Linked DNA regions of Homo sapiens: region 2 is linked to region 1. Evidence: chromatin loops called from intact Hi-C (ENCODE). Cell type or tissue: mammary epithelial cell. All regions are shown on one strand. Links, peaks and the distances in the headings refer to the core of each region. The heading gives the core; the rest is flanking DNA.

Evidence for each region. Hi-C counts contacts between places; a loop is a spot of excess contacts. Peaks named below come from ENCODE experiments on the same cell type or tissue, not always from the same donor. Only the 100,000 strongest peaks of a DNase experiment are listed, where the experiment ranks them.
Region 2: a loop joins it to region 1, with 21 times the contacts of the local background. A loop is called at or near these places in 2 of 110 quality-filtered maps.

The regions. Positions count from the first base shown.
Region 1 is chr13:103,064,873-103,073,097 of GRCh38, forward strand. It overlaps SLC10A2 (solute carrier family 10 member 2), which reads right to left and starts at 1,545. Exons shown (of 6, transcript NM_000452.3): 1 at 1,001-1,545. The coding sequence starts at 1,377. In mammary epithelial cell, for the core only: a CTCF peak has its summit at 3,605; no DNase peak of the experiment used is centred there.
Region 2 is chr13:102,866,275-102,874,499 of GRCh38, forward strand. BIVM-ERCC5 (BIVM-ERCC5 readthrough) reads left to right here. Exons shown (of 23, transcript NM_001204425.2): 18 at 1-107; 19 at 358-571; 20 at 1,839-1,983; 21 at 5,924-6,124; 22 at 6,985-7,069. ERCC5 (ERCC excision repair 5, endonuclease) reads left to right here. Exons shown (of 15, transcript NM_000123.4): 10 at 1-107; 11 at 358-571; 12 at 1,839-1,983; 13 at 5,924-6,124; 14 at 6,985-7,069. Among named protein-coding and RNA genes, the nearest start is that of ERCC5, 24 kb to the left of the region's middle. RefSeq lists an enhancer at 1-613. In mammary epithelial cell, for the core only: a CTCF peak has its summit at 4,483 (motif pointing right); no DNase peak of the experiment used is centred there.

The sequences.
Region 1 (8,225 bases), core at 1,120-6,119:
GAGACAGCAGGTTCCTAATTGATCACTGGGTACTCTATCAATCCAGTGTTTACAATTCTACACTTTGTGCTTCTCTCCTCTGCCAATAGTAGCTGGGGATGAACAGAGCTAATTGCCTACTGTACAGTATTTAATAAGCACACGTTGCATTAGCACCTGGATGGTTTGCAGAAGGAAATGCATACCTTTCAAGGGAAATGAGGAATTGTGAGCTAAGGAAAAAGACATTTGTCTATTCAACTTTTAGCATTAAATTTCTCAATCTAGTCACATTAATGCTTCATCTTATTTCTATTAGTTTTTTTTTCCAGTGCTAGTTCAGACTGGCACGGGATGAAATGGGCAAACATTGCAATTTAGATTACTCTGTAGGAAGTGGAGAAAACGTTTTCTGTTTATTTTGTAGTAAGGTAAGCATAATTTTAAAAAAGCTGCTATAGGCTTTTTCCCCCACTTTTAATGCCAGTAGAGGTGAAGCAAATTTACAAATTCTTCCTTAGGTTTTATACCAGGAAAATGTTTGCCCAAAGAACTGGCTATATTTGATGGAGTTGACCACTGTCTCACTACAGGTTCTAATGTTTGACAAACAGTTTTATTTTATGATTGCACCCAGAGCTCCTCATCATTACAAAGAAAGTGTATTTTGCTTTTTTTTTCCTGCTACCAACAGGATAAACCTCCTCAGCTGCAGCTTGTGGTTTGGAAAAGATTACTTTTTTAAAAAAGCTTTGAATCTTTTCCTAGAGATCAACAGCAATTATGCAACTCCCTGTTAACTGAGTTAGATTTAAAAACACAAACACAAAATATAAATCCCCCAATTCCAATAGCTAAGCAGCTGTGCTAGAAGGCACGGGAATGCATTTATTCTCTCCTGTTTGATTCCTTAGTCATACTTTAGATGCGTGGCAAATCAGTTGGACATTCAGAATGCCATAGGCTTCTGGAAGGATTACTCCAAGGTGATTGCAGTAGTTAGAGGTATAGATAATCTTACCTCAGGTCCATGTCGCCATCGACCCAATAGGCCAAGATATTGGAGGCAGTTCCTCCAGGGCAGCATCCTATAATGAGCACCACTACGGCCTGGAGCGGGAGGATGTCAAAGGCCACCGACAGGATGAATCCTGTGAGGGGCATGATTCCAAACTGACAGAGGAAGCCAACACAAATGCCCCACGGCCGCTTTATGTGCCCTAGAAATTTCTTGATTTCCACGTTGCATCCCATGGAGAACATCACCAAGGCCAACAGGATGGTCAGCACCGTACTTAGGACCACACTTAGGATGTTATTGAAATTGCTCTCAGGTACCACACAGGATGCACCAGAGCAAACTGTTGCATTGTCCACACAGCTGTTCGGATCATTCATTGCTGGGTCTGCTGCTGGAAAGGCCAAGTCCACAGAAGCGCTGGTCCCTGGGCCCTGGCTCTGCTGCTGGTTGAGTTAAGCAACGTTTACTTCTACCCCATCAAACTTTTAAACCCCTCCTAAAAATATGTCACTTGGTGTCTCTTTTGAAAGCCACCTTAGGGAAGTAATAAAAAACAATAAAGCTAGGATGTCAGTTTCAAGAGGTAGCATTACAACACAGAGCACGTTGTGAATCACAAAAGTCCAGCAAAATTATTGGTCAAGACAGAGAGTTACGATTAATCATTTATTGGCATGATAATGAACCATGCCATATAAAAAGAGCCACGTTAATGTTTAATGTCCTCGAGGGTTTGTTGGATAATTTCAGTTAAGTGACTTTTAAAATCAACTCTGAATAGTACAGAATCTTATAGGGATTGAGCCATAGGAACCATGCCATATAAAAAGAGCTGTGTTAATGTTTCATGCCATGAAGGTTTGTTGGATAATTTCAGTTAAGTGACACTTAAAATCAACTCTGAATAGTACAGAATCTTATAGGGACTGAGCCATAGGAACACATATTGTTCTCCCATTTCCCTTTCAATAGAAGGGTTTAGGGCCCTGAATAGTTGAGTGCCCTGTGCCTAATTATGTTGCAAATCAGGTGTCAGACTCTGAACTGGGACCCAGATCTCCATCCAATTTCCACTCCCAGTAGTTTTGCTACTGTATCAGTGTTTCCTGGAATTGCTTTGTAGTGTCCATAAAGTATATGGAAATTTAAGAAACTTCTAGGGTCTTGGTGCAAATCTGAGAGAGTAACATTTGGGAAGATAGAATGTTTTCTGTGTTTCCTGGTGGAAAGGAGTCTGACTTGCACAGCCACCCTCAACTACTTACACATGCAATTATGTGTGCGTTGTCATAGTAACAGAGTACTTTATAGATGGAGACAATACAATTATTTAGAGGGATGAACCTCAGAGAATTAGGTCAAAGTGACAGGATCTCTTTGTGCTTGGAGTCATAAATTGAAATTCGATTTTTTTTTTTTTGGCAGGGGGATTCCAAGAGAGATTTTTGTAAATGTCAAATAGTCGACCTCATGCTGGGCAGAACGCTGTATTTCAGTATACAGGGAAGATAAAGAAAGAGGTAGAGAAGAGATTGTCCTGTTTTCAGGAGTTTATAACCCAGTTATTGAGTTAGGACACAGAGTAATAATAAAATTGAATATTCCGATCATGATTCACAATTTGTAGGACAAATTCTAATTTATTATTCAACTTAATCATCTTAAATTAAGTAGGATTAGCACTCCCATTTTACAGATGACGACTTAAGGGTTGAGGAAATTGAGTGCTTTAGATAAGGTTAAAGGGAAATGAGAGAACAACGTGTTTTCCTATGGCTGGTATCTGGAAATACTGGAACCGAGCGTTCTGATTATGTGAAGAAAGTGGTCGGTTTGGCTTGCTGGGGATTGGAGTAATATCTTAGAACAGAGCTTCTCAAAACTCAGTGTGAACAGGATTCCCCTGGGGGCCTTGTTAAAATGCAAATTCTGATTCTGGAAGTCTAGGGAGAGTTTTCTTTCTAGCAAGCTTGTAGTTGATGGCGATGACACTGATCTGGGGTCACACTTTTAGTATCATGGCTTCAGAATAGCAGAGTGACAACAGTTGTACCCATATTGGTGACAACGGAACTTACCGGTCACAACTGAAAGCAGCTTTTGCAGAGAAACTCAATATGGGAAAATTAACCTTTTTCATAACTGGAGTAAATGTGAGCTGTGGCTAGCAGAATGGGCCACTGAGCAGAAGAGCTAATAGAGTGAAATGCCCAAACCACAGGTGGGGGTGCCTAGGCATTGAGCTACTGGGAAAAACCTGAGCCATTTCCTTCCAGGGCAACCGTGATTTGTACTTGTTGATGTGGCTATCTGAGTGGTCACGTCCTGCCTGCCTTTCTAGCACAAGTGGGGGCTGCCATTGTCCCTGACCTGGCTGCCTGCCAATTCCTGGGAGAGCCTTCTGTCTTTCCCACCTCCTTCCCCACCCCAACAGCTAAATGATAAACCAGGTAATATCCAAAGAGGCCTCCCCTCCCACTCCTAGGTGTATCATGACTTGGCCCTACCCTGCTGGCTGCTCCAAGCATTTCCTGGGACTGACCTCTGGCCTACTTCTGTCGGGAGCTGGCCCTCCCCAGGGCAGATGAGCCAAGTGCACTCCCTGCTGCCACACCTGAGCATCTGCACCTAGCCGCTCACACCTGGGCACCTGCACCTGAGCACCTGTGGCTGGCTCTTCCCCCAACTCCCAAAGGTGGGTGAGGCAGATGCCCATGCAGTGGTGATCAGTTTACGGTCTCTCTTTTCTGATTTCTCTTAACCTCAAACATTAGGTGAAAGGCAGAAAGCTAGCCTAGGATTGAACGGCAAATAGCCTCTTCACCAGGTCTGATCTGCAAAGGAAAATTTGAGCCCTGCAGGCGGGAAGGATTTGGATTCTGAAATTTCTCTTAAAGTTGGAAGGCTGCAGTGCAAGGCCCAATGCACAGGGCTCAAGACAAGCATATTTAGACACCCTCCTTTGAACTCAAATGGGTTTCCCAGGGCAGGCCTCCTGTTTTGGGCCATGGCTGCTTCTGGGTTGGCCAGGTGTGATCCATACTTAGGCTTTTTGCTCACAGTGCTGGAAGCAGGGAAGAAAAGTGAAGGGAGCAGAAAGCAGGTTCAGAACAAAGCTCTTCTCAAATTTCAGATGACTTTCTAAGGAGATTTTAGGCTCCCAGGGGCAGAATGCTTTGCATATAGACAACTTGCAAATGAGCAGTCTGTTTGACTAGACAGAGTGCTACAGTTCTGCTTAAAAAAAAGTGCCAATGCATTTCTAATTTCACATTGTTTTTACATAAATTTGCACATTAGGCTTGAGAGGTTTTATATTCAAGTATCGGAATGATTCACAATTAATTAGTACCCTTAACTTCAGCTATATTCAAATCCAGACACTGAAAGTATCTAAATATATAAAAATCATTCTCAGGAAACAACAGGTGCTGGAGAGGATGTGGAGAAATAGGAACACTTTTACACTGTTGGTGGGACTGTAAACTAGTTCAACCATTGTGGAAGTCAGTGTGGCGATTCCTCAGGGATCTAGAACTAGAAATACCATTTGACCCAGCCATCCCATTTTACTGGGTATATACCCAAAGGACTATAAATCATGCTGCTATAAAGACACATACACACGTAAGTTTATGGCAGCACTATTCACAATAGCAAAGACTTGGAACCAGCCCAAATGTCCAACAATGATAGACTGGATTAAGAAAATGTGGCACATATACACCATGGAATACTATGCAGCCATACAAAATGATGAGTTCATGTCCTTTGTAGGGACGTGGATGAAATTGGAAATCATCATTCTCAGTAAACTATCGCAAGAACAAAAAACCAAACACCGCATATTCTCACTCATAGGTGGGAATTGAACAATGAGATCACATGGACACAGGAAGGGGAACATCACACTCTGGGGACTGTTGTGGGGTGGGGGGAGGGGGGAGGGATAGCTTTAGGAGATATACCTAATGCTAAATGACGAGTTAATGGGTGCAGCACACCAGCATGGCACATGTATACATATGTAACTAACCTGCACATTGTGCACATGTACCCTAAAACTTAAAGTAAAATAATAATAAAATTAAAAAAAATAAAAAATCATTCTCTTTAATTGTAATACGGAATTGGAAACAGATGCACACCTGAGAGGGGTAGTCAGGAGGCTGGAGCTTCATTTTCGTCGTCATCCTTCTCAGTCTTTTCTGCTACATTTTGTCACACCCTGGGCTCACATGCAGGCCACCCTCAAGAAACCAGGAGCCGGTTCCTGCTTCTGGCCGCCTGGGCGCAGACATGAGAATTTGACATCTGAGGCTTCCCTTTTGTTCCTGTGTATCAATTTGAGGAGGCCAGGGTTCAATAGCTTTCTAGCATGTTTGCCCTGAGGTTCACATGATAAAAGATGAGCTTCCTATCTTCTATTGTGTTTCATCACAAATGGCTCTATTCAGATCAATGGCCCTCTTGGATTTGATTGACTCTGTTAAGTACTTTCCTGTGACTGAAGTTATCTCCCTCTCTCTCCTCTCTAGTTCCTTTCTACAGATTGATCTTTTATGAAACCTGAAAGTCCCACAATTAGAGCTCTTTGGAGTTACCACTGACCCTCTTTAAGGCAACAAGTACCTTGGGGAGAATGCCCCGTGAATGACTAGCTATTCATTCTTGAGTCTTTAGAGGGAAAAGGCAGCATAGTATTGAGGAGAAGAAAGTAGGATAGAAGAACCTGGAATCTACTGGATGGAAAATGCACTAGGCTTGGAATCAGAACTGGGTTCTAGATCTGCTTCTTTTGAAAATACTGTGCAGACTATTCAGGTTTTTATGAATGAATGTGAATCCTTATTAAACATCTGTAGGATGGTCCCACCACTTTGGAAAATGATTATAGCTAAATGTCCATATGCCCTCCGACCCAGCCATTCCAGTCCTAGGTTTCAATCTAAAGAAATCTATAAATTAAGTTCCCCAAGAGACATGAACTAGAATGTTCACAGTGACTCCATTCATAATAGCGTCAAACTGGAATCTATCCAAATGTCCATCAAGGGTAGAATAGGTAAATATATTGTGGTATATTCACACGATGGACTTCTATACATCAGCTGGATGAGTAATCTACTACCACAAATCTAATGTTGAGTGAAAGAAACCAGAAACTAAAGAACACATACAAAAACAGGCAAAGCAAATCTATGGTGTTAGAAGTTAGGATAGTCGTTACCTTGGCAGTATGGAAGATCAGAGACTAGGAGGGGTCACAAGTACCAATACTTCAATATAAAGTAAACAAAAACAAAAACAAAAATCAACCTGACACATTTGATAAGAAGAGATTGGGGAGTGGTCTGTGCCCATGCCTAGAGAAGGCAGGAAATGACACTAAACTTGAGAAGAAGTCAGGAGAGAATAAAGGCTGGGAGTAGAGATGGGAGGAGAAGTTGGGGGGTAGGGCTAGGAGGTGGGTAGGTGGATGGCTAGTTCACTTTCATCGTTTTAGCAAGGGTTGGCTCTGTTAATTATCCTGTATCTTACTCATTTTGTGTTGTTGTCAGTCAAACATTTTCTAAGTATCTGAAAACATTAAGTTTTCTGAACCTATAATTAAATACTTTTTGGTGAATCAGTCCTAGATAAACCTTCAAGCAAATCCTCTTCGTAGACAGCAACTATTGCATGCTTTCTGGTTCACTAGTAACAAGTAATCTTAAAGTAGAAAATTAATCGATGTATTTTGCTAATAGCTCCTGTTGTCTCTTGCAAGCATGGCAAACATTTTGTTACTCACATTTTTTGTCTTTGCTTTTATAACGTGGATGAATAGCAAATTCCTGTAAATCCATGACCTTGCGGTGGCTGATTATATTATTGCTGTCAGTTAATTGCTTCCTACTTCTCTGTAATGGGATTCTATAGCCACAGCTGTTGAAATTGACTTGCAGTGCTTCCCTGTTGAAGGAATAGCCAATTTTTTTTGGCTTTTTTTGCAGGGTGGGGGGACAGAATCTCGCTCTGTCGCCCAGACCGGAGTGCAGTGGTGTGATCACAGCTCACTGTAGCCTCCATCGCCCAGGCTCAAGCAGTTCTCCCACCTCACCCTCTCTACTAGTTGGGACCACAGGCATGTGTTACCATGTCTGACTAACTTTTAAGTTTTTTGTAAAGATGGGTGGGGGTGGGATGGGGTCAGGGGGTGGGCTGGAGGGAGTCTCACTATGTTGCCCAGAGTGGTCTCAAACTCCCGGGCTCGAGCAATCCTCCAGTCTCGGCTTCCTAATGTTCTGGGATTACAGGCATGGGCCACCACACCTGCCCAGAATAGCCAATTGTTAAGTGTTAGTGTTGAGCCACGGGATTGCTTTGGCCAAGTAAGCAGTAATGATAGTGATGGGTATGCTACCTCCAAGCAGAAACTCCTAAAATCATGCACCACATTTTCCCCACTCTTTCCCCTTTGTGTGGGAATGGCAATCCCAGCTAAAAGCTCTTCCCTCATCTGTTCCTAGAATAAGAAGACACATGGAACAGAGCCATGGAACCACAGACACACAAGGTTGTGCTATAAACAACAGGGAGCTTGGGGACTTTTGTCATATAATATAAAATAGTAAAAACTGACTGTTACTTATCTGCTGTGATTTTCAAGCTAATAAGATTAGCATTTTCCATGAGTTACTATAATTACCAATTATAGGTTGATTGTGTCCCCACAAAATTCATGAATCGGAAGCCTTAATCCCTGGTACCTCAGAATGTAATAATATTTGGAGATAAGGTCCTTAAAGTGATGGTTAAGTTGCAATTTGGCCATTAGGGTGGTGTCCTCAGAAAAAGAGGGAATTTGGACACGTTGAGTCACACCGGGAATGCCTGCCAATCTATCTCTGGTGGTGCTTTTTGTCTTAAAGTAAATTTTATCAGGTTTAAAAAATATAACTGTGCTAGTCTGTTCTCCTGCTGCTGATAAAGACATATCTAAGACTGGGTAATTTATAAAGGAAAGAGGTTTAATGGACTCACAGCTCCACATGGCTGGGGGTGCCTCACAATCATGGCATAAGAGCAAGGGACGTCTTACATGGTGGCAGGCAAGAGACCATGTACGGGGAACTCCCATTTATAAAACCATCAGATCTCATGAGACTTATTCACTATTACCAGAATAGGATAGGGGAAACTGCCCGCATGATTCAATAATCTCTACCTGGCACCACCCTTG
Region 2 (8,225 bases), core at 1,788-6,787, 200 kb before region 1:
CTCTGGAGAGCAACCTCTTAGCACAGCAGAATTCACTGAAAGCTCAAAAACAGCAGCAAGAACGGATCGCTGCTACTGTCACCGGACAGATGTTCCTGGAAAGCCAGGTGGGTGCAGGCAGCTTGGGTTTCCTTTACCACCTTCTTCAGACCCCTGGGGGAATGCACTGCATGAAGGGGGTATGCACTGTGCCCCCTGGTGCTCAGGGCCTGGTGATGCCGTTCCCTGGGGGTCACTGTGTGTCCCTAACTCTGCAGGAATGAATGCATTACATGAAGTGGTAGGCACTGCTCCCCCTGTGCTCAGGGCCTGGCGGTGCCCTTCCCTGGGCGTCACTGTGTACCCCTCACTCTGCAGGAACTCCTGCGCCTGTTCGGCATTCCCTACATCCAGGCTCCCATGGAAGCAGAGGCGCAGTGCGCCATCCTGGACCTGACTGATCAGACTTCCGGAACCATCACTGATGACAGTGATATCTGGCTGTTTGGAGCGCGGCATGTCTATAGAAACTTTTTTAATAAAAACAAGTTTGTAGAATATTATCAATATGTGGACTTTCACAATCAATTGGGTAAGACTTCAGAGTCTTTTTGATTACTTTCTGACATTTACCTTCAGAGTTTGTCCTAGGAAGTTTTCTTTCCAAGGAACTAGTTTGATGCATTGATGGAAATTGCAGGTCTATGCAAATTTTTATATGAGTGATCTTTGGCTTATATAGAGGAATAGGATTTTAAACATTTGAATTAAGGAATTAAAGTCCTAGTATGTTTAGGTAGTTAATCAACTGACTTAGTTAAACTTTGACTAGTTACCCGAGATCTCCACAGTGAACAAAAGGTGGTGGAGAGGGGAAGCAGGCCGCGCCTGGGCCTGTATTCGGGTTTCTGGCACTGATCTTCTTCTGTTCATCCAGCAAATATATGTTTGGTGACTCCTATATGCCAGTTGTTCTTAACAAGAGGGAAGGAACAGAGAGTAAAATAGTAGGAGAAACAGATGATAAGCAGATACATAAATCATAATTTGACAGTTGGTGGTAAGTGCCAAATAGAAAAATATAACAGTAAAGGAGAGGAGAGAGTGAACTTCAGGCATCGAGAGTGCAGGTGCTGTTTCAGAGAGTTGTTGGGAAAGGCTTTACTCGTGTAACTTCAAGGCAGGGACCTGCAGGAAATAGGAAGCAAGCACTGTAGATAGATACCTCGGGACTAGTGAGTGAAAGGGGCTGAGGCAGAAGCTTGTGGGCTGTGTTCTAGGGAAGCAAGGAGGCCAGTGTGAGAGGAGGAGGGAGGAAATGGCAAGGGTTAATCTTAGAGAATAGGAAGAAGCTGAAACCCACCAGGGTCTGGTGTGCTAGGGTATGCAGGCAGATTGAATGTGGGGTGGGAGAAGAATGAAGTCGAGGAGGATTCCAGATACTGAGCAGCTGGTCGAGTGGACCTGCCTTCAGTAAGACAAGGAGGGAGCACAGTGGAGGAGGAGAAACGAAGTGTTCAGGTTTGGATATGATAAATTGGGGATGCTCATTGGATACCCAGTGGAGGTGTTGAGTTGATAGTTGAATATATGTGACTGTGGTTCAGAGAGACTCAGGCTAGATAGCTAACTTTGGGGGTCAGCGTATAGAGGGTATTTAAAGCTATGAGAATGGATGAAACTTTAAAAATATTAACAGAATGCCATTGAATAAAATAATTTATTTTCAAATAATAAGATATTTTTGGTGGTTGGATATAGATATAGATATACACACGTACATGATTTATATAATAAAATGTTTATAAATGTCATATAAGAAATCTTGATAAAAATTAAAAAATATTGTTACTCTTTAGGATTGGACCGGAATAAGTTAATAAATTTGGCTTATTTGCTTGGAAGTGATTATACCGAAGGAATACCAACTGTGGGTTGTGTAACCGCCATGGAAATTCTCAATGAATTCCCTGGGCATGGCCTGGAACCTCTCCTAAAATTCTCGTAAGGTCTTTTATTTCTTTAATTTGGATAATTGTGTAAATACCCAAATAAGCAAATAGAACTATTATTTACAGCATGAACTGTCATGCTGTAACATGTGAACAATGGTTCACTGAGAAAGCAGCAGAAAGTATTGGTTGTTTTCCATTTTCTAGAGATGATGAAATCAGAGTCAGTTCTTAGTGGTGCTGGGCTTATCCTAGTTCAAGGGTACAAAGCCAGTCCTGTGGATTTCACAGGAATGTAGAAGTTGCCTTTTCATCCATTGACATACTTATAGAGCAGCTATGATGTGTCAGACACTGTGCTGGCCCTGGGGAAAGGAGAGATGAGTAAGGCATAGGCCATACCCTCAAGGACTCCCCCCATATACTTGGAGGTGATGGAGAAGCAAAGCAAATTGTACTTGTCTGTGTGTTTGGTGTCCTGAGAGAGGTCAGCCAGGAAGCGACTTGGAAATATAATGCCAGGAATGTTACATCCAGCACTCCTGTCCTGTTTCTCACCATGTGAATCCCGTGACGTGTTCAGTGGTGAAGTCTTGCTCCATCCAGAACCCAGAGTCGTGCTATACTCGGGGTACATTTATCATTTTGAAGATTCTGAGATGGTAGGAGTTATGAGTATGTCTGGGAAAGTAGTTTTTTCTTTGTCCTTGATGGCATCTTTTTAAAAAATTGAAATATAGTCACATACCACAGAGTTCACCGATTTAAAGTGTACAGTTCATTGGTTTTTAGTGTATTCACAAGATTGTGGTGGCATCTTTTAACCGTCACTATGTCGTGAGATGCTGTTTGGTGGTGGCTGATTTAATGATCCTTGAGTGTTCTCTCCAGTTACATATCCTGTGTTTGAAAGATGCTAGGATGCTCTGACCTGAAGAGTCAGTGACTGGAATCACTGAAATGAACGGCGAAACTGTTGTAGTGATCATGGTCTTCCAGTCATAGCACACTCACCAATGTGTTGTATTTTATACTTTCTTCATTTATCTTTTTCTGATTTTCTTATTGTTGAGGAAATTTATATACCGGGAATGAGTTATGAGGTAGACATACGTCATGGTAGGTAAATAACTTGAAAACCTACAAATAACTTTATTATACAAATAAAGTAAATACATCATAGAAAATTATAAATATGTATTAAAAAGATGATTACAGTTTACAATTTGTTTATGTAATTTTAGACTTCACACATATATATGCATATACATTGCATATATATGTATACTCATTTGAGTGTGTGTATGATTTTTTTTATAAGAATGGGATGATGCTATATACTTTTTATTTTACCTGTAACCCATTTGGTATTAGAACAAGACCTATTATCAACGATGATATAGATTTATATCGTTTTTAATGGCTACAGGTAGTATCTTTTTGCGTCTATCAGGGCTAGTTTAATCAAGTGTCTTTTGTTATTTCTATTTTTAGAAAGGTATTAACAGACATTGATTTGAGTGTCCTTAATCTTCGGGTTCTTATCTAATGATTATTTTAGAATAAGTGAAATAGTATCTGACTTTTCCATTTGGTTTCTTGATAACTATTGAGAGTGAATTTTTTATGTTCATAGACGGTTTGTGTTTCTGATTTAGTGAATGACCTGTTTATGCTGTTCCACTTTTCTTTGTTCAGCAGTTTTTGCTCGTTTGTTGCCTGCTGAATCATTTTCATATTTGAGCAGTTTCTGCCTTTGGTCCTCCAGCTCGTTGATGCCAGATAGGAGCAGCCTTCGCTCTGCCTGGCTCAGGACATTTAGGATGAATACAGAGTAAAGAGCAGGAAGGATGGTGGGAAACCAGTAAAATCAGAATGTGGCCTCACTTTGTTTTCTGTTCTCCTCTTCTGAGGGCACCCTGGCTGGTGAATCATTCTTAGAGTGGGGCTGCATTGGGCCTGCAGGTTGAATTGAGCTGTAGTCACATTTGGTTTGGACTACACGGTGTATTCTTCTCTTGAGCTTTAATTTTCAATTGGCTACCAACATTTACCTTTGGGAGATTTTACACAAAATTATGGATTCTGTTGGGGGAAAAAGGAGAGCTGAAAATACTGGGCCTGAATTTCTGGATAGCCCCAAAATAGCTGGCATGGAGCAACAGCAGTTCCCCTCCCCTACCCCAAGGCCTTGGACTGGGCATGAATCCTTCAGTTTCATCACAGTTGCCTCCACTCCCCCAGCTCAGCTGATTGACAGACACCTTCCTCCTTTCATCTTTATGTGAAGTGCCAGGCCCTCCTGCTTGAAGGAGTAACCATAGCTTTGGCTTGATGAGCTCACAAGTGCACTGATTCTAACTGCCAGTCATGATTACAGTTTCAAAAACGAAAATCTGCAAGTAAAGTAGAGGAGAATTATCGGTATTCTCTCAGTGCACTCCTGGAAAGAATGTTGTAAAAGTAATGAAGAAAAATTATTTTTTCCTTTTTGCATTTTGTTGTTATAATACTTTGAAGACCGCAATTAGTAATTTCCAACGCTAGATGGCACTCCTGCATCGGTGAGGCGGACCCTGGCCCTGACAGCCGGTCTGAGTGGGTTCCTAATGCTGCACTAGCAAGCTTGTGAAGCGGGGGAGCCTGAGCTGCGGGCGTTTTTTCAGGTTCCATTGAGTACATAGATTGGTGAGGATTATGTTAGTAACTTTGATGGCATTTATTTTTTCCTAATTGTGTAAATGTTTCTGGTCAGTCGTCACTGCATTACAAACTACCTTCAGCCTTAGTGGCTTCACACAGCAGTAGTCACTGATTTTGCTCATGCCTCTGAAGCTCGCTCAGGCCTGGTGGGGGTGTCTTGTCTCTGTTCCATGTCGGCTAGGACAGCTCAGCTGGGCTAGGACCCCTTAAGATGGCTCGCGGGGCTGATGAGGTGGCTTCGGCCTCGGGGCCTGGGTGGACACTTGGTGAGCTTGGCTTCCTCATAGCATGTTGGAGCCAAGAGCAGGAGGTCCAGGGGACAGGAAGTGGCGAGGGCCTCCCCTAGGCCTGGCACGGCTTGAGTCACACTGGTCAGCCATGGCCGCCCTGCTCAAGAGGAGGCCACAGGGACCCCCTTCGTGATGGGAGGAGGGTCCAAGAGTGTGTCGCTGTCTTTATCCGGCCGATTTAGGCTTAGAATGGAAAACATTGAAAAATGAATAAAATATAAAGAAGAAAATGAATGGCTGTGTGCTCACGTAGAATATTGCCTAGCACACAGCGAAATAATAGTTGTTAGTGTTATTTATTTTAAGTATCTGTTTACTTTTCTCATATATGTGTTTTTTCCAAAACTGGAATCATACTTTAAGTAGAGTTCTATTATCTCTGTTTTTGTATATATTTATTTGTTTTACATACATATGTATTTATATATATATAAAATGTTAAATTTTAAAAACAGATACATGTATCTGTTTTTACAGATTTTTTAAACAAATTTAACATTTTCTTGGCATATTTACATTTTATTAAATATTCTTCGATCCATTATTGTATTTGATTTGAGGTAAATAATACAGATACATTACTTCCATTTTACTGCTGAGAAAGAGACCCAGAGAAGTTGTAACTTCTGTGGTATAATTATGAGTGTGGGCTCTAGAGGAAGACTGTACCAATTCCAGCTGTGAAATCTTGAGCCAGTTACTTATTTTTGAGTTCAGTTCCCTCCTCTGTGAGGTGAGGGTAACGATAGGGCATGGCTTGTGTGATGATTGGGCATGTGAAATATTTAACACAGTGCCAAGCACAGAGGAAGACTTCCATAAATGTTTGCCATCATTATACATTGTGGCTAATAGTACTAAAATTAATAAAATATTCTATATAGCATACAATTTGAGTTAGAACTTGAGTTTACATGTTCTAAGTTTAGTTCTTCATCCATAGTGTATGAACTATAATGTCTCATTGCTGTGTAAGTAATTGTTTCCTTTATTTTACAGAGAATGGTGGCATGAAGCTCAAAAAAATCCAAAGATAAGACCTAATCCTCATGACACCAAAGTGAAAAAAAAATTACGGACATTGCAACTCACCCCTGGCTTTCCTAACCCAGCTGTTGCCGAGGCCTACCTCAAACCCGTGGTGGATGACTCGAAGGGATCCTTTCTGTGGGGGAAACCTGATCTCGACAAAATTAGAGAATATCCTTTGCTTCTTAAAAGAGAAGGAAACACCTTGTCAAATATGTGTTTGGTTTAAAACTTATGGAAGAGAAACTTGGATCATTTTTTTCTTATATCCCGTTAATCCCATTTTCTTAATATCCCGCTCTCCTTTTCACTCTTTCTTCCCTCTCCTCAGTTGTTGTTTTTTGTTTGTTTGTTTGTTTTAAAGGAACAGTGTATCACTCTGTCACCCAGCCTGGAGTGCAGTGGTGCAATCATAGCTCACTGCAGCCACCACTTCCTGGGCTCAAGGAATCCTCCTGCCTCAGCCTCCTAAGTAGCACAAGCCACTGCATCTGGCCCCTCTCCTTAGTTTTAAAGAGGGTCTTTGTTTGAATAAGCAGTGATAAGCATTCATAGATATAACCACATACTTAAATATTATTGATTCTGAAAGAAGGAAAGATGACTAATCTTGTCCTTTTTATTACTGGTTGTCCTTTCCGTGTATATTTAAGTAATCATTTGGATAGATGTTTCAAAACTTGCACTAGAATTAATCCAACTACGTTTGATTTTTTCTCTTAATGAAATAGGCAAGATATCTGAAACTTGTTTTTATTCCAGTTAACCTTTTTTCATAGTCACAAGTCTTTGATGTCCTAAAGTGAGAGCTAAATATGTTTTATTTTATAGAATTGAAAAGAACATAGTGCCAGATGATTATGCTGGAGTCATTTATTTTGTTAGTACTTTCTTTTAGCACTCTAATCTTTATAAATAGGAAAATCTTAGGAGATACAGGGAATGGAATCAAGAATGGGTTCTTTGGACCTTTTTATTTGTCACTTGTTTAAATATCTTTCAAAATATTTATAAGTCTTAACTGCATGCATATTTTGTCAGCGGTATTTCGGCTGGAACAGAACGAAGACAGATGAATCTCTGTTTCCTGTATTAAAGCAACTCGATGCCCAGCAGGTAATCATGGTGGACCCTTCTCCTAAGTTCAGGATGAAGGGTAGGCTGTGGTTGACAGCTGTTAAAGACCAGTTAACTCTTATTTTGGGGCATAGAGCAGACATTTTGAAATTAGGATAATTTAGATGAGAGAATAGAAGAAAATAGAAAAAGAAAAGTTAGACTTTGGCTTCATTTTCTATGATCACTCTTAGGGCTGAACTTTGGAGTCCTTTCATATTCATTTTTTTCTTTGAAAAAACCAGTCTAATAACTGATTTCACACTAAGGTGTTTCTGATTAAATACATTACCCCTTGGGATTTACTTTCATTTTTTAACGAAAGGAAGTCTTCAAAGCAATTCTGATCATTTAAGTTTTTATAAGTACTAATATTTTTAAATTCTATAAACGAATCTTGAAAGGTAGAAGTTCAGTCATTATTGTGTATCAGTAGGAGAGGTTTTTGTGGGAAGGAGCCCTTTTGTATGACCTTTAGTTCCTCTAGGTACCTACTTCTTGCTTTATCTGTGAGTATGTTCTGACTCACACAAAACAAGCTTTCGCCCACACTAGAAACAACCCACAAAACATACATACAAATAAACCACTTAGCAGAAATGAGAATGTAGCTTTTGTGATAATATATTTAAATTAAACCCATTTTCATTAGGCTTGGATAATTTTGAAAAACATGAACAAAACTAAGACAGCATTTCTATGAGTTTCTCTTTGTTTTTTGGATGACTATCTACTGGAAACATTATAAACCAACCAAAAAGGAAAGCTATTTGTCTTAGTGTCTGGTGATTTCTTAATTTCAGATAAATTTTGTTGTAATATTTATCTCCTTTTTCATTCTAAAACTTAATGTGTTTATTTTTCCAAAATTAGAAAATGAAGAAAATGAATTAAAACTACTCATTAGTTACCTCCTCTAATACAGTTGTTAACATTTAGGTTAAAAAATTTTCCTGCATTTATTTGTGGCCATACTAAATGTAACTTAATAGATCTAATCCTCCCCCCCAACTTATTAGCATATTTTCTTCTATGTATTGTGTGGTTTTCTTAATTCCAGATGACTAGATTATATTTCATGAAAGATATTTAAATAATTAGTTCAGTTTACTTGTTAGACCTTTAATTTTCAAGTTTGTTATAGTAATGCTGTGAT